Linked DNA regions of Homo sapiens: region 2 is linked to region 1. A link is an interaction called in ENCODE POLR2A ChIA-PET data of the cell type or tissue named here. Cell type or tissue: HepG2. All regions are shown on one strand.

What was found. Peaks named below come from ENCODE experiments on the same cell type or tissue, not always from the same donor. Only the 100,000 strongest peaks of a DNase experiment are listed, where the experiment ranks them.
Region 2: POLR2A ChIA-PET joins it to region 1 with 19 read pairs; 4 of 35 experiments call an interaction of 5 or more read pairs at or near these places.

The regions. Positions count from the first base shown.
Region 1 is chr9:133,888,043-133,896,042 of GRCh38, reverse strand. The region is part of intron 2 of VAV2 (vav guanine nucleotide exchange factor 2); the gene reads left to right. Among named protein-coding and RNA genes, the nearest start is that of VAV2, 100 kb to the left of the region's middle. RefSeq lists enhancers at 6,708-7,402, 6,866-8,000, 7,403-8,000. In HepG2, no CTCF peak of the experiment used is centred here; DNase peaks (open chromatin) are centred at 3,572 and 7,562; H3K4me3 peaks cover 351 bases.
Region 2 is chr9:133,973,876-133,981,875 of GRCh38, reverse strand. All of the region lies in intron 1 of VAV2 (vav guanine nucleotide exchange factor 2), which reads left to right. Among named protein-coding and RNA genes, the nearest start is that of VAV2, 14 kb to the left of the region's middle. RefSeq lists enhancers at 1,648-2,163, 2,117-2,166, 2,680-3,197. In HepG2, no CTCF peak of the experiment used is centred here; DNase peaks (open chromatin) are centred at 2,315, 3,105 and 7,835; H3K4me3 peaks cover 2,520 bases.

The DNA of each region.
Region 1 (8,000 bases):
TGTTCACTTGTTTATCTGCTGACCTTCCCTCCACTATTGTCCTATGACCCTGCCAAATCCCCCTCTGCGAGAAACACCCAAGAATGATCAATTAAAAAAAAAAAAAAAAAAAAAGATTTTAGTGTGGCTGCCAATTAAGAAGGCCGAGAACCAGACAACTCTGGCCTTACAAGACAGTTTTTTGCCAGTGTGTAGAAAGCTGATGTTCTTGCTCTTTTTAAAGTAGCAGCATTGTTGAGATGCAGTTGACACACCATGGGGTTCGCCCGTTTGAAGTGTGCAGTGCAGGGGTTTTCAGTGTATTCACAAGGCCATGTATCCACCACTAATTTTAAAACGCTTTCATTACCCCCAAAAAGAAACCCCAACCCATTAGCAGTAACTCCTCATCCCCCCCAAATTTCCCCAGCCCCTGGCAGCCACTAATTCAAATTGCTGTGGATTTGCCTGGTCTGGAAACTTCCTATAAATGGAATGTCACAATAGATTGTCCCTGTGCCTGGCTGGCACCCGCTGGCACGTTGCGGTGAGAATCAGAGCTTCTCTCCTTTTCACGTCGGCGTGATAGTCCATAGTGGCTCCACCGCAATTTGTTTGCCCATTCATCTGTTGACGGACATTTGAGTTGCTCATTTACATTTTTATTTTTTATTTTTGCAGGGTAATTATAGATGCGCACGGCAGAAAGAGTCATGTTACAGACAGGCTTGAAATGAATGGTGGCCTCCTGCCTCCCCGACCCCAGCCCCGCCAGGCCTCCCCCAGGAGCTGCACCTATAACTGTGTCTTTAATTCTCCTGCGGTCACCTTTGGAGCCCTCAGAGATCTCCATAGAGCCCAGCCCTTGATTCCCTGCTTTCAACACCTGTTGACTCTTTGCTGTAGGAGTTGAGCCCCTGTCCCCCTCCCCTGCCCCTTGTGCTGGTGTCATTCTCCTGCGGGCGGCCCTCGGTGCCTCGGCTTGGAGCTTGACTCCCTCTTTCTTGCCGCCCTCTCCCACACCATCTCCGGACGCCCCCCACGCGATCTTCAGAACATCAACCCCTGCCCTTCCTCCTGCCTCCCACGTCAACAGCGGTGACACCGATGGCCAGGGCTCTGTGTTCCGCCTGTGCTGTCTCCTGTCCTTTACCCCAGGGTCTAGGGCCGGTGAGGGCTAGCAGAGTGCTCAGCTCTGGACCCTGCCTAGGGTCATAGCGTCATGGCAGGCCCTGCTGGGGGACAGGCTGCTGTTTCACCTCAGGGGCCCCAAGTCTGGACTTCTTTCTCTGGGGGTCCAGGGTGGGCGCCAGGATCTGGAGCCTCTTGGGGTGCCCTGTGTTCTGGGGAGAGGCCCACAGCCTTCCTTAGATTCCTGGAGGGGTTTGTGGTCCCCTTGGGGTTAAGGATCTGCCTGAGACGGTGGGGAAAGGGCTGGCCCCTCCTCCTCCTGGGAGCCTGTGAACCCTGCTGGGCCCTCATGCCTCCCTGGACAGAGGGCAACTGTGGCAAAATTTCCCAACAGCCGCCTTGTGCAGGGTCACCCGGGGAGCTCTGGGGTTTCTGGGGGCCTCTCCTTTGGGCTCAGAGGGCGTAAAGGCGGTTTCCACCTTTATTGGGCCCTGTGATCCTTGTGGCTCCTGTGGCCACAGTGTTCCTGTTGGTTTTGTGGATGGATGCACCCAGCCGCCTCTCCTGTCACCAGCCTTTGTTGAAGGAGCTTAGGTCTCCTTCTTGGGTCAGTTGCACCAGGTCTGGGTCTGGCTGCAGCCGGTGCTGATGGCCGGCACCATCCCTGGCCAGGCCGGGCCCCGGCTCCCCCATCCTTGGGAAAGGGTGGAACCCTGTGTGTCCACGGTCCCTGGATCCCTCACAGTGCACTTTAGAGCGGACATGGTGGTGGCAGTGGGTACTGTGGCGGATCCAGCGAGGTGACCTCTAGGGTCTCACCCGTGCAGCTTCCCTGAATTCTGACGGGCAGTGGAGGCGGGGAGTGGGGGATGGATTCTCAGCCATGGGCTGTGGGGTGGATGTCATGCTGCTTGGCGGGGTGGCCTTGGGCCCGTTACTGTCTTCCTTCTCCCCGAGCCTCAGTTTCTGCAGATGTAAGGTGGAGATTACGACAGAACTTTCCAGAGGTCTGTGAGGATCCGTGAGGTCCAGTAAAGCATTCAACTGTGTGTGTGGTACACGTGGGCGCCCGACTCTCGCCGCTGCTGTGTGGGTCAGGTGCGGTGGGTTTCAGGGGCGGTAGTTGGACTCTGGCTTCTCTGCCACTTGCTGCGATGCTGGGCCTCGGTCATCGCGGCTGTGGGTGGAATCACCGTCCCGCCACCCTCCGAGGTTCAGGCAATGAAAGCTGCCGTGTGGCGACGGAGGAAGGCTTGGGCTCCTCCTGGCCTTGGCTGGGCTGGGTGCTCGCCCCTGTTCTGCAGGCACCGTTGACTTCCTGCAAACTCCGTTTCTTGAAGGTGACCTTTGGAGCTGGCCGGAGTGGGTGTCGGCCATCTTGGCTCCTTTGTCTAGATTTTGCTTTTATGAAGGCCGGGGAGGGAGGGCTCGCCCCTGGTAGGCGGCCGTGCGGGGCAGGTCCCTTGCCACCTGAGGACCCCAGAGTTGTCGCTAGGGCCTCCTCCTCCACGCTGCCCCACCGTGGCGCTGCCCGACTGTGGGACCGAGGACCAGCTGAGGCCCAGCTGCTGTTGCCGCCGCCTTCGCCACCCGAGCCTCCTTCCTTCTTTCCTCCCTCCCTTTCTCCTTCTTCCCTTCCTCTTCAGCCCTCTCCACCCTCCACCCTGCAGCTGTGGGGCCTTTGTGTGACCCCTCCACAGCCTGAAGGCACCTGGCTGTCAGACTCCCACCTTTAGAGGCCTGTGGATTTGGGAGGGTGGCAAGAGGAGTCTTCGCGGGAGGTGGGACTCAGGCTGTCTGGTAAGTGCCCAGATCGGACTCAGAGCCATAGATCTTGGACCGTGCTGTCCTCTGAGAGAAAGGGCAGCTGAGTCCGCCTTACTGCGTGTCTAAGGGCCAGGGCCCCTCACCGCCCAGCAAAACCTGCTCCTCACGACCAGGAAGATGGTGTTCCTGGTCTCACTTTGAAGTCTTTTTGTGAGACATCATCCTGATGATAATTCTGGGGGTGGGCTCGGGCAAGTTCCCCGTGGATGGAGACCGCTTGGCTCTTTCTTTCCCCCTTACAAGAACCTGGAATGCTTTTTATTGCCAAGGCTGGGCCAGGTCCGCTTTTCTCGTCTGCAATGGCCTCTGAGCTGAAGCCTGGCCCGGATTCGCCCCTCCTCTTGCATCTCTGGCCTGTGAGTCCTCTCCTCCCTCTAGCCCTGCAGCTCAGCCTGCCCTGCCCTCCTGAGCTCCTTGTGCCCCTGTGTCCCTGTTGGAGCCGAAGGACAGTTGTCTCTGCTGGACTCTGACGCCCGATTCAGGCACGGAGACCCAGGAGGGACGGCCAGGCGGGTTAGGTGCTCGGCTGCCCTTTGGCCGAGCCCTGCATGGGGCCCAGGGATTGATGCAGATTGATTTTTGCTGACCCCTGGGATGATCTTGGCCAAGTGACTTAATTCTGTCTCCTCCCCAGTGTGCTTATAGACAGAGGTGTGTGCACTGGTAAGGGTGCTCTAATGAGTGTCAGCTTTCACTCCCCACCTCCTCAGCCCCCACATTTCCAAAATAAACAGAGGCTTGTTTGTGTTCAAAGGACACTCCTGGCTCACAAAGCCCTGCAGCCCTGCGGAAGCACCAGGAGGCCTCACTTCCTAGCAGCACAGCCCCATGCAGCCAACCCGGGACACCTGTTCCCACTGGCACCTGAGCAGGCCCCTTGCTGATCCCCACCCCTCCCCTCATCTCCCCTTTATCCCCCTCTACCCCTCCCCTGCACCACTGGCCTCTGTTCCATCATCCCCCACCCCGCCCTTGGGTCCCTTCCACCCCGTACCCAATGCCCCCATCCCTCTCCTTCCCCCTCCTCCCCACACCCCACCTCTTTCATCCCTTTCGTCTCCCCACACCCCTGGCACCCCGTCCTTTGTCCCTCTCCTCCATCCCCTTTTCCTCTCTCCCTCTCTCTCCACCTCTCCCCCGAATGCCTTGGTCCACTCATCCACTACTTTTACCCCTCTCCTCCATTCTCACTCCACGCCCTCTATCCCCACCTCTCCCAACTCCATCCCCATGCCTCCCCTCCATCCCTCCTCTCCATCCCCTTCCATCCCTCTCCCTCCATCCCCCTCCATCCCTCTCCCTCCCTCCCCTCCATACCTCTCCTTCCATCCCTCTCCATCGCTCCCCCTCCCTGCCTCTCCTCCATGCCTCCTCTCCATCCCTCCCCTCCATCCCTCCCCCTTCATCCCTCCCCTTCCATTCCTCCTCTTCATCCCTCCCGCTTCCCCCTCCATCCCTCCCCCATCCCCCGCCCTCCCTCCCCTCCATCCCTCTCCTTCTTTCCCCTCCCTCCCTTCCCTCCTTCCCCTCCATCCCTTCCCTCCATACCTCGCCTTCCATCCCTCTCCATCCTTCCCCCTCCATGCCTCCCCTCCATCCTTCTCCTCTATCTGTCCCCCTTCATCCCTCCCCCTCCATCCCTCCTCTTCATCCCTCCTCTTCATCCCTCCCCTTCCGTCCCCCCTCCATCCCCCCTCCATCTCCCCTCCATCTCCCTTCCCTCCCCCTCCATCCCTCCCCTTTATCCCTCCCCCTTCATCCCTTCCCTTCTATTCCTCCCCTCTGTCTCCCCCTCCATCCCCCATCCCTTCCCTCCATCCCTCCCCACCACCCTCCCCCCCATCCCTCCTGCTGAGAGTGGGAGGGAGGGAGGGAGAAGAAGCTGGAGCTGGAGACTGTGTTCCTGAGGGTGGCGTGAGTGCCGGGCCCTGGCAGCCCCCTGCACCCTTGTCCCCCGGGCCTCTGCTTGCTGAGCACCTTGAGCAGGGCTCTGGTGCTCCCTTGCAAGAGCCTTGGAGAGAAAATCTTCTTTGCCTTTTTTACATTTTTCACTCCTCTACCTTATTTCATTTAACTTCCCCACTTCAGACCAGAAAATGCCCAAATAGATATTAGAAGACCTTAAAGTATTTTTGTTTATCAGGTGTGAAAGGTGGCAGGTCCTTGCCAGTTTGCAGGGATGGGTGGCTGGCAGTGAGGTAGCAAGAGAGATGCCCCTCCGTAGTGCCCACATCCCAGGCAGTGCCATAGTCCCCACAAGCAGCTCAGGCGTGCTGAATATCTCACTCTGCCGTCACCAGCGTGCGGCTTCCACCTAAGTGCTTCAAGGTAGCTGCTGAGCTCCTGCCATCTCGTCCGTGTTCCATGCAGCAGGAAAGAAGCAGGGGAGGCAGCTGTTTCCTTTTAAGTGCATGACCCTTCCTCACCTCCCCTTCCTTTCTTACACAGTGTCCAGAGCGTGGTTCTGGGGCCATTCCTTTCTGCAAGGGAGGGTGGGGAGTGCTGTCTTTAGCAGGCAGTCCTGAGCCATCAAGCATCTGCCTCTCATGGACAAAGGGGAGAGGGACTCTAGGGGGTGGTGGGGGGCGGTCGTCTTTGCTCCAGCTAGGGAGAGCCGTGGCCCCTTGACCCTCGGCACTTTTCCCATTTCTGCTCTCCCAAGTGGTTTCTTCCTGCACCTCTTGGAAGGAAGAAATGTAGTCCGGGGCTGGGAAGCTGCAGTCCGTGCTCACTCCTGGACTCACAGCCACGATTCCTCCTGGTTGCCCCACGGCCTGCGTGAGACGCGCCGTCAGTCCCTCTGTGACAGGCAGCAAGGCTCCGTGTGGTCGCGGTGGAGCCGAGTTCTGGCTCCTCGGAAGAAACCACTGCCCAGACTCCCGGCCTGGGCTCCCTGGTTCCACCCCCTGGAGTCTCGGCTGTGTGGAGGGCTCTGTGCCCTGTGGATGTGCCAGGCTGGCACGATCCGTGCTGCCCATGCCCTGGCTGCCACTCCTGCCTGGGGACCTGCCTCAGCCCCTGCGAGTCACCATCCCACACCCTGGCACCATAGCCTCCCGGAGTGTGCCCATATCCTGTTAGTTACTAGCTAATTTTCCCAGCCAGGATGACAGGTCCTTCCACTGCAGAGACAGTAATTCGTGGAGTCATCCCAGGAGTGGCCCTGCGGGGTCATGTATTATTCATGGGAAACACTAATATTCCAGCCTGGAGTTCTTTTTTCATGGAAGCTGTGGGGTCTTCAGCCTTGTATCGACATTAACAGTTGAGACATGAGTAAAACACCATCACATCGGGGAAGCCTGATTAGGTTTAACGGGGGACAGAGAAGAAAAAAATTTTTTGTGTGTGTGTGTAAATGAAATGTCTTCTGAACAAACAGCCGAGCCTCGTTGGGTGCCCTGGGGAGTTTCCTGGGATTTCATGACGCACTCGGTCGCTGAGGAAGCAGGTGCTGACGGGCCGGCTGGCTTAATGTATTTGTGCAGTTGCAGTGTGGGACTGGGGTGGTCCTTGCTGCGGAGCTGTGGGCTGCCCACACCTGCCCCAAGGCAAGCTATGTGCTCCCCCAGGCCCTGGACCCAGTGCCTTTCCCTCCCAAGCATCCCTTAGTCTTTCCAGGGGTCTCAGGGTGGCCTTGGGGAGAGAAGGGAACCGAGGACCGCAGATCACTGTGCCAGTGGCCGCCTTCCCCCACCCCTTTGACTCCTAGGCTCTTAGGAGGGGTCAGGCCAGTCTAGAAAGCCAGCAGCTAGCACCCAGAGTGGGCATGCTGTCTCCCACACAGGCGTGGGCATGTTCTAGGCTCGTGCCCGTGAGCCCCCACCCTTCGGCACCCGCTGTAAGAGGAGCACTGTGATGACTCTAGTTTCCTGGACGAGGAACCCAGGCCAAGACCTGGGGGTCAGCTTGTCTGGGGTCATCTGGTATCCGACCCCAAGCCTGTGGTTTGCTGGGCCTCGGTTTCCCACCCCGAGGGCGGAAGAGCAGGCAGCACTGAGACCCCTTTCAGCTCAGCTCCAGATCCCTGCCGGACCTGCCTCAGGCCATCTTGATCTCAGCAAAGAGCTCCTCAGAAGTGAGGCTTCCCCAGGGACGGGGACGCGGTGTCCCTGCCCCCCTGGCAGGGGCGCTTCATTTCCATGCTGTTCGTGTCGTCTCCTTGCGAATGCGAATGACGGGCTGTCCGCCAGGGCCCAGCGTCCTGTAATTGGGGTAAGTGTCACTTTTGTTTCTGAGGTGGGGGAAATTAAATTGTGTGTGCACACAATTAATCTTGCTAATGGCAGCCTCCCTGGACCTAGAAATTAAATGTTAAGTATCTTGCAGCCAGCCGCTGGGATGACGCCCTTTGGAACAGATCAGTCGGCTCAGGCTCATGATACTAATTGGGGTGGAGTCTGGTGTTTGTCTAGCTCTGACCCTGTTTGGGGGACGTTGGTCTTATCGTGTCCACGATGAGGCTGAGACTTGGAGATGTGGAAGCTGGAAAAGCCCTTCCCAGAGCTGCATCCGTCTGTCTGTCCATCTGTGAGAGTGACGTGGCTCCTGGACACAGCGGTTTCTATGGAAACTGCCCCATGACCCAGGGCCGGTGGTGTAGGGACAGACATGTCTGGGCCTGCCTGTCCGTGTTTGGCCTTGGGTTCAAAAGAGCTGGAGGCCTGGAAGATCCAGGTGTGCGTGGCCCCCACATGCAGCTGCTGCTTTGTTTTGTTTTATTGACTGTGGTAAAATACACAGAACATAGCATTTAGCTTCTTAACCATTTTCCAGGGCACAGGTCGGTGGCTCTGAACACACTCACGTTGCTGTGCAGCCGTCACCACCGTCCGTCTCCCGAACTGCTTCATCCGCCCAGGCGGACACTCTGCCCCCATTCAGCGCTCACCCCAGCCTCCCCTGGCCCCTGGCTCCCCACTTCTGCTTGCTGTCTGCGTGAGTCTGCCGGCTCCAGGGGCCTCATGTAAGAGAGTCCTGCGGGGACCTCCTGTAGGGAGTCCCGTGGTATTTGTCCTTTGTGACTGGCTTATTTCCCTTAGCACAAGGCCCTCAAGGCTCAT
Region 2 (8,000 bases), 86 kb before region 1:
TGGGGCAGTCTAGAGGGGGCTTTGCTCTCAGCCCCATTTTCCTGACAGAGGCCGGGCTCCTCGTGTCTGGAATGACACTGCCAGAAAGAGATCCTTGGAAATGCTTGGAAACACGATGAGTGGCCCGCAGGGGCGGCAGTGGGGACCACACTCGCTTGGCCACACATAGCATCTTCTTGGTGGCCGTGTCCCTCGAGCTCAACCTCCTTGTCTGAAATGGGATGACGGTGGCCACCTTGCAGACTCTTGGAAAGATTTGGTGCAAAAAGTGTGTGTCTGGCGCCCAGCGCAGTTTCTACCCCACAGCAGGGCCCACTGAGCCTCAGGACTCGGCACCCTCACCCCGAGCCCGGCGGCTCACTCCCAGTGAAGGGCACCGGCCCTCACCCGCCGCCTGCCCTCCCTCAGCATCAGAGCAGAGTGCAGCGGGCGGCCTGAGGGAGTGGCTCTCTTCCTGAGACTGCCGCCTCACTACCCACCTCTCTTCCCCTCCCCTCTCGCCGCCAAGTGGAAGGTGAAGCCCTGGGCGCGCTGCTGGGCGCACCTGGACACTGCACGGGTATAGTGGGGGGTGTGGTCGTGGTCACTAGTGCCTGTCTGCAGAAGGAGGCATTCTGGGGCAAGCAGAATCAGGTGAGCCAGATGGTCCTACAACACCTAAGTCTGAGATGGGGAAGGGAGCTGTTAATACTCACATGAGGACCATGAGTGAGGAAAACCTGCTGGCAACACGGGACGCTGAAGAAGGGGCCTCACCCCGTCTCCTGCTTCTCCCCAGGGCCTCCTGGGTTTGACTGGGCGAAGATGGGGCACGTGCAGGCTTTGCTGTTGGCAGGGTCAACAGCAAGCTGTGCTAGTCCTCAGCAAATGAGGTATTTAGATCCCTGGGGGCAGGGTGATGGCGGAGAGCTTCCCGGAGGAGGTGGTACTTGAGATGCCCTGAAAAGTAGATGGCTTTTGGTAGCTAAGGGTTGGAGACAGGTGGTTGTTCTACAGAGAGGGCTCTGTGTGGCCACAGACTGGAGGCGCTGCCACAGTGCTTCATCCTGGATCATTGCTGGAAGGGGTGTTGCAGTTTTTGAAATCTGCGTTCCAGCAGCAGTTGGGGCAGAGGAAGCTGCATGCCACCAGCTCTGATGAGTAGAGACATAAGGCAGCGGCTGCCGCTCACTGCAGAGCTCGACCTGGCTGGCACTGGGCCACCTGCTTGGTGTTCTTCCCTCTGCCTTGCAGGGGATGGTGTTTCCCTGCAGCAGATGATGAGTCTGAGACCCAGGGAGATGCGTGATAGAAGGTTCCAGAGAGGTGGCCATGCCCCATGGCTGGTCGGGCAGCTGGGTGATGATCAGCCTCTGCGGTGTCAGGGTCGGGGGCAGCACCCCAGTGCCCTGGGGAAAGATCTTGTTGCCAGGGCCCCTCTGCCCTGACACATGCCCTTTCTCTATTCTGGGTGGGTTTGTTTCAGGACCGCCCAGCACTGGCACCTCCCCTGGTCCTTGGAAGACTCTGGGCAGCACCAGGTGGGGGCGGCTCTGCCCTGGTTAATGGATGAAGGAGGGACAGGTGACGGGCCAGTCTGAGGTCATGCAGCTGTGTGGGGGTTGAGGCCTCGTGCCAGCCCGTGCAGGTCTCTTGCCTCTGGAGCGCCATTCACTTCCCCCCTCCACCGGCAAAATGGCCCCTTGGGTTGGTGGGAGGTTGGGAGACAGAGAACCAGGTGCCTGAGTCCAGAGATGGCCCCAGGGCTGACCAGCTCTGCCCTCTGGCCACATGGCTTCCGGTCCTGGGCCTCCTGCTCCCGGGTGGCTGGTGGCCCAGCCTGTTCTCCACCCTACTCTGTGTGTCGCGCACTGGCTCGTGGCATTGAGCCGCAGAGGCAGAAACCCTGTGCTTGGTGTTGCTGGCTTTCTGGAGGGGGCACAGAATAAGGATGAATGGAGAGAGGAAGATGGCACTTTCAGATGAGAGAGAGAAGGCAGGCAGAAGGCAGGGCTGCCTTCAGGTGACGCCGGCAGGCTCCCTGATGAGGTGACAGGGCGGTGGGGTGCGCAGCTGGCGCCGCCTTCCCCTCACCACTAGCACCTGTGCTCCCCGAATGCCGTTTCAGCTGAGTGAGTTCAGCTGGGGCCTGTTGGGGAGCTCGGGGCCCTGGCAAAGTCAGCAGGCTGACAGCAGGAGGTCCTCGTGGGCCAGAGGTCAGTGGTGGGGCTCTGGGACATGGCCGGAGGCGGGGCCGGGCCCGGATTAGTGCCTGGCTGCCTGTCCTGCCGGCGGCCGTGGCTCCGGGCTCTGTGTCTCTGCTGCAGGAAGTCTTCATTTGCTTGTCCTCCCTCCCTGTCAACATCCTCTGTCCGAGTTCCGGACGGCTGCGGCGTCCGCTCCTTCCTGCTGCCCTGGGAGCCGAGCCGTCCTCATGCAGCCCCTGCCTGGGGACCCATCTCCTCTGGGCCTGGCTTCGTGTGTGGTTGGGCACTGAGCGGCCGACACATTCCTAGGGTGGAGACCGCACACACAGCGTTGAGCCTCTGACAGCCGCGTTCAGATCCTGGCTCAGCACCTCGTGGCAGACCCGTGGCGCCTCTCTGGACCCTGCATTCTCCGCTGTCAAAGGGGGTATTTTAGGAGCCCCTCCCAAGGGTTGGCCGAGGACCCGGCTGTCAGCCCGGTGCCTGGCAAGTGGGAAGTGCTCGGCGGACATGTCTCCCAGCCCCTGCAGGGTGGAGCCATGAGCTCGCCTCTCCGACACCACCACCCCTGGCACGAAAGCTCTTCCGAAGCCTCAGTGCCCCTCCCCATGTGCCCACTTGACGCGGCTGGGGTGGGCGCTCCGGGACCTGCAGACCTGCTCTCACACTGGGGTCAGGAGCTGGCTGGAGGAGACCCTAAACCCAGCGAACTCCCCTGCCCTGACCCCCTCAGCTCTGATGAGCCCCCTTCTTCACCGGGGCCAGCCCCAGGCTCAGGTGCCCGGTTTTTGGTCCCCTGAAGCTTCGTGTTCTGAAGGACTCTTTGCCTGGAGCTGGGGACGCTGTTTGGCTTCTGAATCCAAAAGATAAACAAGAATGACAAATACAGGACCGTGGAGGGGACAGGACTGGGCAGTGGGAGCTTGAACTTTGGGCCAGACTGAGCGGCTGCGCCCCTGAGTTAGGTCTCCTGCTGCCTGGCAGCTGCAGGTTTTGCAATCCTGATGCTGCTGGAAACAGTGTTTCTGTTTTGTGGGGTTCATCTGTCAGTCTTTACAGAGTTTGTGTAAGGATGAAGACAAATCATTCTCACAGACCTACTCCTTGTCCCCTAGGCCAGCTTGGCCCTGAAGTCATCAGTATTTCTGTTGGTTTGTTTTGTACTTTTGGGTTCAAAGGCAGCGCGAACACGCGGTATCTTTCCGTGACCCGCCAGGTGCTTGCGGGCTGTGGCCTTCCCAGGATTGGGGAGCCCGTCTCCAAGTTTCCTCAAGGCCTCCCAGCCCTGTGTTCTTTGAAATCTGCATAGGGGTGGGGAGGGGGTGCCTGCCTGTCTTCTGTTGTTAAGGACTTTAAAAAATGCTGTGTTGGCTGCCTCCAGGGTCATCCTTCCACAGGGGGATCCTTTCTGCAGTGGCTGGAGTAGGAGAGGGTCCCCCAGCCTGCAATGGAGGAGGTGGCAGTGAGATCCTCCTAGTGGACCCTGGGACCAGCATCCTCTGGCCGGCGGGCCAGGGAGGGCAGTTTCCCCAGCCCTGCCCAGCCCTGCCTGTCCTGGCCTCACCCTCGAACACCGTGTGCCTCCCCGCTCCTGGTCTTGAATGTGTGTCCAGTTTTCAGCCACATTTCTGGGATCATCACATTTGTCTCATACACGTAGGACATCTCCAGAGGCAGGGGGCGTGGGAGCTGCGTGCCCTAGGGCAGGTGGACGCATACACGTAGGACATCTCCAGAGGCAGGGGGCGTGGGAGCTGCGTGCCCCAGGGCAGGTGGACGCCCCATCCCCTTTGCCAGCTGAGGGGCAGAGGCCTGAGGTACTGAGCCACCTGGACTTGGCGTGGCCTTCCTGACTCAGGTGCTGCCCCCTTGACCTCGGCTGCTCCCCCGAGTTTTGAGGCCTATGTTTTGGTTTTTCTGCCTTGTTCTGTTCTCTGGCGTGTCTGTGGTTGGCGTCCGGCAGGGGCTGCAGGCTGCGTGTTGAGGGGCAGGCTCTGGACACTTGCCTGCAGCTCCAATGTCCCACCTCTGACTGTTGTCAGGAACCAGAGGTGCCAGGTGAGTGACAGCTGTCGTGGATGGGGATGGACCGCCTGTCATGTCATTTGCCTGGGTAAGTGACAGCTGTCATGCGTGGAGGGTGACTGGCCCCAGGGCCATTGCCACGTGTCCCCGGTGCACAAGGTGCCTAGACAATCCTTGTCTGGCAACATTCTGTGTCCCAGGCCCCCTGGGGTGGCGGAAGGTTCTAGTCCTTCATGCTCATGAGCGCCGCATCCTGAGACCCTCCTGCCCTCTGTGACTGGGCCATCTGTGCCTCCCTCCCCTAGGCCCCAGCTCATCTTTCTGCTGGGACGGGAGAGAGAAATGATCCCGCAGTCATTTTGGTGAAAGCCAAGACCCCCTTCAGATCTGAGCTGTTCCATCTACAGCTGCTGGGCTGCTCCTCAAATGGACACCAGGCACCCATTGGATGCCGGAGGTCCTCGTGGGATGCTGGGGGGGCCTCACTCTGCCTGAAGTCCCTCTTGGTTTTATTTGTTTTCATTCCAGAGCTGGAAGGAGGCAGGCTTGGGGCAGGGCGGCTGGGCGTGGCCTGGGCCTGGAGCTGGGCTCCGCAACTCCCAGCACCTCAGCCTCGCTGCGTGGTCGCTCCCCTCTGGCCGCAGTCCCTGGCTGTAGGAGAGGCACCCCCTTCAGCCTTGGGGTGTCCAGGCACAGGGCAGTGTGGTTAGGACCTAGGCTGGAGTCCTGGAGCTGCTCACACTGTGTGCTTTTGAGCTTGACCTTCCTGGAGCCTCAGTTTCCTTCTCTGTAGGATGGGGATAAAAGGAGTGGCTTCCTCAGTGGATGAATGGGGGATCCACACAGAGTCCGTCCATGCAGTAGAATATCTGTGGATGAACCTGGAAAATGGAATGCTAAGGCGGGGAAGCCAGGCCTGAAAGACAAGTCCCACGTGATTCTCTTAAAACGTCCAGAATAGCAGCTCCGTCGCAGGACAGAAAGCCAGATGCGTAGCTGCCGGGAGAAGGCGCTGGGGAGAGAGTTCTCAGGGGCTTGGGGGTCTGTTTGCCAGGCATGAAAAAGTTCCACAACTCCATAGTGCGGAAGGTTTGTGGCATTGTGTGTACTTTACCACAATTAAAATAAATAGCCTCTCCCTTGTGGGGAATGAAGGCCTCGTTTCATCAACTGCAACCCCGAGGCAGAGCCCATCTTCTTACTAGGGCTCCAATCTAGGGTCTCACTGTCTCCTCCTCCATCGAGGGTGAGGCCAGGAGAGGCAGGGCTGGGCGGGGCTGGGGGGACTGCCCCCCTGGACTGCTGGCCAGAGGATGCTGGTCCCAGAGTCCACTCAGGATCTCACTGTCGCCTCCTCCATCAGGGGTTGAGGGACCCCATCCTAACCTAGCTGCTGCAGAAAGGATCCCCTTGTGGGAGGATGACCCTAGAGGCGGCCAACATAGCATTTTTTTTTTTTGAAATGGAATCTCGCTCTGTCACCCAGTCTGGAGTGCAGTGGTGCGATCTCCGCTCACTGCAACCTCCGCCTCCTGGGTTCAAGCAATTCTCTGCCTCTGCCTCCCGAGTAGCTGGGATTACAGGTGCCCACCACCACGCCTGGCTAATTTTTGTATTTTCTTTTTTTTTTTAGTAGAGATGGGGTTTTACCATCTTGTCCAGGCTGGTCTTGAACTACTGACCTCGTGATCCACCCGCCTCAGCCTCCCAAAGTGCTGGGATTACAGGTGTGAGCCATGGCGCCTGGCCAACATAGCATTTTTAAAAGTCCCCTGACAAGAGAAGAAGTGTGGGAGGGTTGGAGGAGACCCGTCTGCCTTCCTGGGTCCCTCTCTCCTGACAAATATTGAAAGTTCTATTCTGTGACTGCATAGGTATAAAGGTGAACATACAGGTATGAGATATTTAAATATTCTCTTAGAGCTCAACACTCTCTTGGACCCAGGGCACTGTGCCTCTGTGTTCTTGGGTGAGCAGCCCCGTGTGGGCTTCCCTTGGCCATGCCAGGCAGGCTGGGGGCTCAGAGACTTTGGAGGGAGCTAGACTTTGTGTCCTTTGTCATTTCTCAGTTGTGTGATTTTGGCCACATCACTTCTGAGCCTCAGTTTCCTTATCTGTAAACTGGGGCTGTTGCTGCTGCTAATACTTTCCGCAATACATGTCGTGTTTTGAAAATTGAGGGGTTTGTGTGAGTGACAGTCTCTGCCCAGGGCTGGCAAGTTTTATTTAATCCTGTTTTGTAAGGCTCTGAGGCTGGGCCCCCCAGAAACAGACCCCAAGATGGGAGGTAAGCCAAGTGTGGGAGGCCAGGTAGGGAGGGAGAGAGGCAGATAACATTGACCCAGCAAGTTCCTGCTGTGGGTGACAGGCTTGGCCCACTGAGCACTGAGCGAGGATATGGGTTTGTGTCCAGCCCTCCTAGCTCCTGGTGGGGGAGGCCATGGACATGGCGGGGGTGCCGGGGCAGGCTGGGGTGCCTGCCTTTCCTAGTAAGGGGATGGGTTCTGCCTCGGGGTAGGAGTTGATGAAATGAGGCCTTCATTCCCTTCATTCTGTGAAACGGCCTGTTGGTGCTTTCACCTGCCTTGGTTGGCGTCAGCAGGAAAAGGCCGTAAAAAGGGCCTTGAGATGGACCACACTCGCTCTGGGCCATGACGCACGCTGGGTTCTGCCAGGGGCATGAATCACGTGGAAGGCCCTGCAGGAGGGTGGGTGAGGCCCGCTCCCCACGGTACCACAAGGTACAGACCTTGAGGGAAACTGTTGGCCTGAGAGATTGGAGGTTCTTGGAAGACTTCGGGGGCCAGTCAGAAAAGTGAGTGTCCTGTCTGGAAGTCCTGGAAGCAGAAGCCTTGTGTGCTGACCTGTCTGTCCATGGTGCAGTGCTGGGTGCAGGGCGTGACCTATCTGTCCGCGGCGCACTGCTGGGTGCAGGGCGCAGGGAGTGTGTGGATTTTCTGAGTGGGTGAATGGCACAGTGAGGAAGAGGACCACGTTAAGGGAGCTGTTTCCAAGTCCAGCTTGGAAACTGTAGCTTGCTCATGCCTTTGGGCAACTTGCTCCACCTTTCTGAGCCTCAGTTTACCCATTTCCACAGTAGGAAGGTGGTGCACTCCCCGTCCCCCGGGTGGATGTGGAGTGGTCACACCTGACACAGGGTGCAGGTGTGTGTTTGGCCCAGCGCAAAAGCAGGTAGCAAACGGAGACCACTGCTGATGTGACTGTGCTGCTTTGTGCCCTGGTCACCTCACCTGACGTCCACTCCCACCCGGCGAGTGGCTGCCTCAAGGGGAGGCTGGAGGTTGGAGGGGCACTGTGGGCCGTTCTGGGACCACCTCCCTGTCTAGGCCCTTGTGCAAGGGAGCTGGAGTTGTGGTGGGCCTGGGTATTCACTCACCCAGCAAGCGTTACTGACCGCTACCCCGTGCCTGGCTCCGGGCAGACAGGCAGCCCTGCTTGCGGCCCAGGAGGACACAGGCAGATACCACACAGGCAGTGTGGAGGGAGTGTGAGGAGACGCTGGGCCCTGCCAGGAATGTGGCAGCGGGTGGGTGGGGCAGGGTCTGGGGCTTCCTGGAGGAAGTGACCTTTTAGCTGAGCCCTGCGTGACAGTGCGCCAGGTGAGCGTGAAGGGAGCGTTCTGGAACAGGTTCACAACACCCCAGCCCCCACCTTCCTGGCCTGGTAATCTGGGGTCAGGACTCTGACCTGCTGGATCCTGCTTCCACGTCCTCATTTTCCTCCTGAATTGCCATGTTGTTTTTCTGCCCCGAGGTTCTTTCCCAGCAG